2 separate regions of the Homo sapiens genome follow, and region 1 is linked to region 2. A link is an interaction called in ENCODE POLR2A ChIA-PET data of the cell type or tissue named here. Cell type or tissue: GM12878. All regions are shown on one strand.

Evidence for each region. ChIA-PET counts read pairs that join two places held together with the same protein. Peaks named below come from ENCODE experiments on the same cell type or tissue, not always from the same donor. Only the 100,000 strongest peaks of a DNase experiment are listed, where the experiment ranks them.
Region 1: POLR2A ChIA-PET joins it to region 2 with 6 read pairs; 4 of 35 experiments call an interaction of 5 or more read pairs at or near these places.

Annotation. Positions count from the first base shown.
Region 1 is chr3:112,319,053-112,323,052 of GRCh38, forward strand. All of the region lies in intron 1 of LOC105374042 (a long non-coding RNA gene), which reads left to right. Among named protein-coding and RNA genes, the nearest start is that of CD200, 12 kb to the right of the region's middle. In GM12878, no CTCF peak of the experiment used is centred here; no DNase peak of the experiment used is centred here.
Region 2 is chr3:112,453,955-112,457,954 of GRCh38, forward strand. No RefSeq gene overlaps it. Among named protein-coding and RNA genes, the nearest start is that of BTLA, 44 kb to the right of the region's middle. In GM12878, no CTCF peak of the experiment used is centred here; a DNase peak (open chromatin) is centred at 2,289; H3K27ac peaks cover 1,661 bases.

The DNA.
Region 1 (4,000 bases), 130 kb before region 2:
AAATTGTATTTTCTTTCTTTTTTCTTTTGGTTAAGCTCACCTGGGGTGTATAAATTTTACTAGTAAATACCCACTGGAATGTTGTTATTTTATCTTTTATTTTATTGAGTTTTGCTCTTGTCTTTTTTATGTTCTTTCTTCTACTTTCTGTAGTTTGGATTTCCTGCTGATTTACTAGTATCTTGACATGGAAGCTCTGATCATCAATTTTCTGCCTTTTTCTTCTAATGTGTGGATCCAAGGCAACACATTTTCCTTTGTTCACTTCTTCAGCTATATATCACAAGTTTTGATATGTCATATCTTCATTGTAATTCTGTTCAAAATATTTTCTAATTGGTTTATCACTCTTTTTAAAGCATGAACCTCTAGAGCTTTCAATTGTGAGACTAATGCATATTTGTCTCCTTAGCCCTAACAGACTACGAGAATTTTTTCTGAGCTGTTGAGAGATTGAACTTAGCTCTTTGGTTTTTTTTCTCTGCACGAAATCAGAATTCGGTAAATGTTTTGAGGGGGAAGGTGACTCTATGTGTGAGTTTCTTCAAGTCTTCAGTTTTGTTACTGTAGCCCAAGAAATCACCAAATGCTCTTTTGATTTCTTTGTTGCTCAGCAGCAGAGTTCTACTTAAGGTCAAAGCTGGATTCTTACATGTATCAACAAGTATCCTCAGAAAAAAGGTGTTGGCAGCTTTTCACTGCATGAATTCAACACTATTTTTTAGAGCTTTTAATCTCTAGTGCTCCTTCCTAGAGATTTTTATCTTCTAAGAATCTTAGGTCTGGAAGAGTTCCACTCTGACTTCCTGAGGTTTTGATTTACCTTTTAACTTCCCACCATGTGCAGATTTGCAGTTCAGCAAGATGTTAAGGGAGAAATTGGCATGTGTCTGAAGCTCTACAAAGTCTTCCATTTGTCACTCCACTCACTCTAGGGCTGCAAAATTCCAGGAAACTCCAAAGGTTTATCTGTTTCCCGATTCTCAACTTCCAACCCACAGAGTACTGACAAAAGTAACCCCAGGTTGTTACCGCTGACTCTCAGCTCACCTCTGTAAGACTCCCTCCTCTCTGTATTTTACTCCCTCTAATTCTTCTTGGCTTTTCAGTTGCCCAATGCCTTGAAGTAAATTCTTGTGTAATTAATTCAGTTTATACAGTTATTCTCAATAGAAATATTAACCTCCTGCAAACTACTCCATCTTATCTAGAAAGAAAGCTTTGAAAATATAATTCTAATTTTTATTTAATTATTTTTGCATATTTTGAGACCTCAAAAACACACACATGGAGGCATACACATACATATATACATGTCACTTAATAGATTTTCCAAAGCCCTTCTTTCTTATCGCAGGAAAATTAAAAATTTCACTTTAACTTCCTATTAGAGAATAACCTAATCAGATGCCCTTTTCTGCTACCATGTGGTGTCAGGGAAAATTATTGGTAATTTTTTCTCAACCAGCAAAGAAATTGTGGCCTTCTGCCAATCTTAACAAACTGTAGCAGAGGACTGAGGAAATCAATACCTTTGAAGATCTTAGGAGAATTATTTGCTCTTATCATTAAATTATTGTGCCCACAATCACCACACCCTTAGTTTAGATCAGTTAGTAGCATTCTTACTATGAGTGAAATTCATGAAGGACTTTCATACTGGAGAGCTGAGAAATGAGAGAAAAAGAAAAAGAGCCAGGAAAGAAAGAAAGAAGAAGGATGAGGACTCTAAGAGAACAGGGGATTCCCAGTCTTCAAATTAACACCAAGTTACAGGAATAATTATAGTGTCATAGTGTCTCCTCATTATGTTGCCATACATTTAAAGTGTTGGGGGTTTATGTAAGGTTGAATGAGAGTTACGACATCAACTGTTCTTCTCAAATTGGAGGGCCTGTCAGTGGGTACAGGAAATGGTACTGTGAAGTTTTGTAAAATGTGGGGAGAAATATCTGAGAGGGATATGTTTCCTATACTTTGGTTCCATATAAAAATTTGGGGAAGACCAGTCTTAGGGATCATATAAATCTAGCATGACATACTTTTTGTTTCTCCCTTTTTTTTTTTTTTTTTTTTTTTTGCCTCAGCTGTATCTGAATTAAGAACTGAACTCTAGCTGAATCTGGACTTTGAAGATTTTCTTAGCCTTAATTATTCAGCTATAAGAAAACCTACTCCTCGACTATCTGTTTTCCCCTCACAAGTATTAATTAACTCACCAGAGGAATATTTTGCTCAGAATCCAAATGGCACAATAACTGTCACTGAAATATGCACCATCTCTATGGAGACTGTGAGGTCTCTGGTGCTCCAATGCCTGATTTTGTACTTGAATCATCTTCTAATGAATAATGAGAAGATTGTCCCTCTTTTAGTAATACAAGAATGTAAGTGGAAGTGATACATCAATAACGAAAAATATTTATTTTTCTTCAAAATCCATTACCAGAAGTGTTTGTATAAGTCACGTATTTTTTTAAATGTAAATCAATGTATTATATATGCATGGTTAAATGAATCAAATAATGAAGACATCTCTACCCTAGTCCTGCTTCCTGAGGCAACTGTTCTTATATGGCAAATGTTAAATTGATCTACGGTCTCCACTGGATTTTTGCCACAATTACTGAAGATTGAGCTCTTTTTACACCTCCCTCAACTTTTTCTCCACCATTTTCCTCCCAATATAGTTTTTTTTTTTTCCCTGCTTACCTCTACAACTTTGAACAGCCTTGCCAAATCTGTTTTTTGTTTGTTTGTTTGTTTCATCCACCATACAATTTAGGGAGAAGGAAAGCAAAAAGTTAGGTAGACGGCTAAGGCTAGTCCTTGGAGAAACAGCTGAAAAATCACAGCTACAGGCACAAGTAGAGCAGCCTGGGGAAAACTCAGGCTGCAGCTGCACAGATAAGGAGGCAAGGTCCAGCATGGAAGCCTTTTGTTCTTTTTGTGATTGGTGGGATCTCAGGAAAAAGTTACCTCCCCTTTTCAGACATGTACACGGTGGGCTCCACGGGCGCTTTCACAGGGAGGGGAGGGGGACTTACCTAAAACAAATCCGCAGTTACACAAACAAGAGAAGCTGTGCTTTGAGCTTACCTGGAGACATATCTGTAGCTGCATAGATAAGGGAAATTACACAGACAGCTGTACAGATAAGAGAATTTGCTCAAGCAGCTACAGAGTTAAGAGGAGTTTCTTATAAAAGCTTCTGAATTCAACTGTAAAACAGCACCCCACTGGGGCTCCCCTCTCTGCTGCAGAGAGCTTTCTTCTTTCACTTATTAAATTTTTGCTTCAACCTCACCCTTTGTGTATCCATGCTCCTTAATTCTCTTGGTCGCAAGACAACAAGCTTGGATAACACCTCAAACAACAAGACCATTGACCATTGACCCAGTTTCAGAATGTCTCTCTTAGCTGCCCATTCCTGTTTGCTCTCCTTCCTTCCAAGCTCTGTCACCTGTATTTATCTTCTGTTTTGTAACAATAATTTAATTATAACAATAGTTAAACAGGGTATAATTTCCTCACAGGATATTTCTAACAGTAGAAGCCAATAAGCAGTATTTAAATAATTGTTTTTATATTATAGCAAATAATCTTTTGAAATTAAAGTATTTATTCTCCATATAGTCACTGTAAATACTGATATTTTGGGGTTTTAATCTACCACGTTACTATTCATTTTCTATTATCTCTCACCTGTTTAATGTTCTTTTCTCTCTTTCCTTGATTTTGAGTTATTTTTAAAAATTTTATTTCCCCATTTTTTAATTTATTAACTAATTTTTAAGTAAGATTTCTTTACTCTTCCTTTAGTGGTTGACTTGGGCATTATGAGCTATATGCTTGTTAAAATTATTTATTTATTTATTTATTTTAATTAACAAATATAATTGTACCTTTTTATGGGGTATACACAGTGAAGTTTTTTGATACATAAAAGGTATAGCGATCTGATCAGGATAATTAGCATATCCATCTTCTCAAACATTTA
Region 2 (4,000 bases):
ATCGCGCCACTGCGCTCCAGCCTGGGTGACAGAGCAAGACTCCGTCTCAAAAAAAAAAAAAAAAAAAACAGACAATCAAATGGTGATCCCCATTTATGTGCTTGCTATCTCTGCAAAGATGCAAAGATTCAGGGACTCTAAGGCTAAGATGATTTATGTTTTCTGTTCTTAGATACTGGCTATGCTTTTCTGTCTATTGGATATGAAAGAAAGTGGCAAAGATAAAGCTGGGGGTGTAAACTGGAACCAAATTGCAAAGACTTTAAAATGTCCTGCTGAAGAATGCGCAAATTATTATCCTTATCCGTGTTGATGTTTAGGAAAAGAGACTACAGAGAGTTGGCTCTGTGACATACAGAGAGAAGGGAGCCAGAAAGCACAGGGGGCTAACAGAAATATGAGAACTTAATGAATCACATTGATAAAGTAAATCCCTATGTATAACAACACTTATTTTGTGATAACATTTATTAAAAACTTTGGAAGAGTCTAGTTACAAACCAGGGCAGAGAAAGCATCCCTGGCAAAGGCACTGAGAATCTGCACTTAAACCCAAACCAATATAAAGCCAATATCCTGCAGTCCCAGGCTGAAGTGTTTACCCAAACAATGTCCTAAAAGGACAAGAAGAGTGGAGCTGTGGCTATAGATATCCAAATTAGAGAGACCGAAACCATCAGGCAGGGCCAAGTCCTGTGAAGAAACTTTCCCCAAAATAGGGCAGGGAGGTCTGGGAATAGAGACCAGCTCCAGGAAATTGGGCTGACCAGAATAAATAGGAAAATAGCCCACAGAGAGGTGACCAAAATAATAAGGCAGGGCCCTCTTCCCGCTATTCCCAGGGTCAGAAGTGAGAGTGGGTGGAAGGAGAAATGTTTTGTAACCAAAGGATATGGGCAAATTGGCTTTTCAGAGTACAATATTTTGACAGACTACTGCCTCTATTGCTGAGTGTTCACAAATTCATTTCTCAGTCAGGAATTAACTAATACTGCGTTTCAGCCTAGGCAAGAGAGTGAGACCCCATCTCTAAATTTCTTCTTTAAAGGAATTAGCTAAGACTGCGTCTAAGCCAAGTTGAAACACTTCAGGAAATTCTCTCAATAGCCAACCGCTCTTGATTTTCTGGGTGTCAAGGGGTAGTGGAGTCACTAGGAATGTTTTGAACTTCATTGTCAGGAGGTGGGATGATGCAGAGGTGAAATAACTATACAAGCAAGGTAGTTCTCTCCCTGACCAAGGATGTAGCCAACAGGGCTCTTTAAAACCCAACCATACACATAAAAAAAAGTCTCCTATTCTGGCTGATATTCACTGGCAATGTGTACATTTAACAGAGACCTCATCAGAAATGTTGATTGGAGCTGAAAGCCATTGTCCTCAGATATGATTTAAATGTAAAAAAGAGCCAAAGGTTGAGGAGCCTGAAGATCCGAAAGCTTCTGGGACTTCATTAAGAATCTTCTAGGGATGAACACCTTCACTATGTTTCTATAATACAAAGTTTTCCTCAAAGCTTCTTCACTTATCCTTTGCTTCAAGCATGCCACCCACTCTGACCCAGTTTCTTCCCATTTCCATTTCTCTCCATTTATTCCCTTCAGTCAGACAACCTGGTTGGACCATCTGCCTGGACATGGATTTAGATTTGCTCTGCATACTACTTCTCTGATGTACCATTTTAGTTGCATATCCTATGACCCATGGGCACCCCACTTGCAGTGCCATGGGCAGCTCGAGCTCTCATGACAACACAGCCTTGGTCTATCCTCCTTTGCTTCCACATCTTAGGTGGAAGATCTTACAGGCAAGGAAAAATTCATGAAATGTTCCAAACAGAAAGCATCATTAATTGGACCTGCTTTAGTAAATACATGAATTAACATTTTTTCTTGCCAATGACAGAATTCTAACTTTAACTGGCTTATGCAAAAGAGCAACCTCTTTAAGCACTGTTTCTCATCAACTGAGATTTTCATTGGCTCCTACCTCATAGGGATGTTGTGAGGATCAAATGAGATAAACTATGCAAAACCTGTAGCACACTGCCTGGCACATAGCTGGAATTATATAAAATTAGCTACTTATATATCCAACTGTATTCTGATGGATGGCCAATGATTTTGGAATGTTTGAGAAAAGTAGCTTTTCTCTCACATTAGTTTTCATGCTTCAAGACCTCTTAATTAAAAGCATCTGTGAGAACCAAATTGTAGTTTCTGTCCTTGTTTATAGTGTCTTGATTTTGTATCTTATGAGAAAAACTGCTTCTGAACATGCTTGACCACACTAAGGCCAGATTGATGCCCTTCCATGTTCTCAGAGCACTCAAATGACTGTTAATCTTCACAGTTATCATTAGGTGAGACAATTGCCTATTTATGGCTCTTTCACAGGCTACAAGCCTTCTAAAAATTTGTTTGAACCCCACAGAGCTTAGCACAGGGCCTGGCATGTAACAGACTTACACAAAAATATGTGTTGGGTGAATTAATGAATGACTAGAAGAGCAATTTTTTAGCATTCTGGATATGATACAGAGCTGTAGGGTTGTTTTTGTCTTTTACCTACTGGAGGTATTGTTTTTGTTGTTCCTGGAGATGCGTTTCACTTAGTTCTAGTACATTATTCTTTAAATATTTTACTGATTTTCATTCGGAAATATTTCATTTAAGGCTTTAAAAATCATTAATGATTAGAGAAATGTACATGCCCTTTTTCTTTCAACTTAATAAATAAAATTAGGAATTTATGTATATACTTCATATACATAAATTCAAAACTTGGATTTCAGGGCTCTTAATTAAAATCTTTAATTCCATACTTCTGTTAATTTTTAGCATACAAGAAAGCCATATTTCTAAATATATTAACATACATACTTGTTGTATACTATATTATCCACATATTATTTTTAAACAATAATATCACTAGGCATGGTGGCTCCTTCCTGTAATCCCAGCACTTTGGGAGGCTGAGGTGGAAGGATCACTTGAGCCCAGAAGTTCAAGGCTGCAGTGAGCTATCAGCACGCCACTATACTCCAGTATGTACAACAGAGTAAGACCCTATCTCAAAAGAAACAAAGAAACAAACAAAATAAAAATAAAAATATCAATATTACCATGACAAGCACAAAATGAAGATTAAAGTATCTTTATGGTTCTTTCTGTTCTTATAATATATCCCTGCAAGTTTGTATAGTCAAAACACTGAAGTCACTTGACATAATTATTCTATGTGGTATGCCATCAGTCTAATATACATTTAAGTTTGTTTCAGTTTGTTTTCAATTTGAGGAATTGCGTTTTATTTATGAAGTATTATTATTTAATTGTGCAAATAATTTTCATTATTTCTAAGTCAAACCCTATACCAAAGTACATTCACTGGAGTCTCCTTTCCATCCTTAATCATCGCACACTATTCTCTCCTCCCTCTAACAGGCAGCCATTTAAAAATTTTTAGTTTTCATTATTTGAACTAAGTGTATATATACACCTATTAATTTTTATGTCTGTATGTATACGTGTGTGTGACTGTGTGGATAAGTGTGTTATATCTACTAATAGTACCACTTTTTGAGATTTCTGAGATGCTTTAAGATATTCAAGATACAATGCAGAATAGGCAGTTTTGTTTTGTTTTTTTTAAAAAAACAGATTGTTTGAACTTGGAGGTTGTTCTGGGTTCTTGTAGAATCAAATATACCACAAAGTCAGTATATTTTAAAGCATTATCAGCGAAAAGAGTTTAAAACTAGGACATTTTGTGTGATATGTGGGTTTTAACAAATGGAAGACACTCTGGTTTTCCCAAGACCACTAAGGTGCATTTTTAGCTTACAGATGACGAAACTTACCCTTAACTGCAATTTTGGTTCAATGGTTTATTCCTAAGTCCTTGAGTCTCTTCTTTCTTTGACTTTGTCACTGTTTCTCCTGTTTTTCCAACATATCGATGCTTCTCCAGGGGCAGGGAGCTGTGGTGAAATATGTCA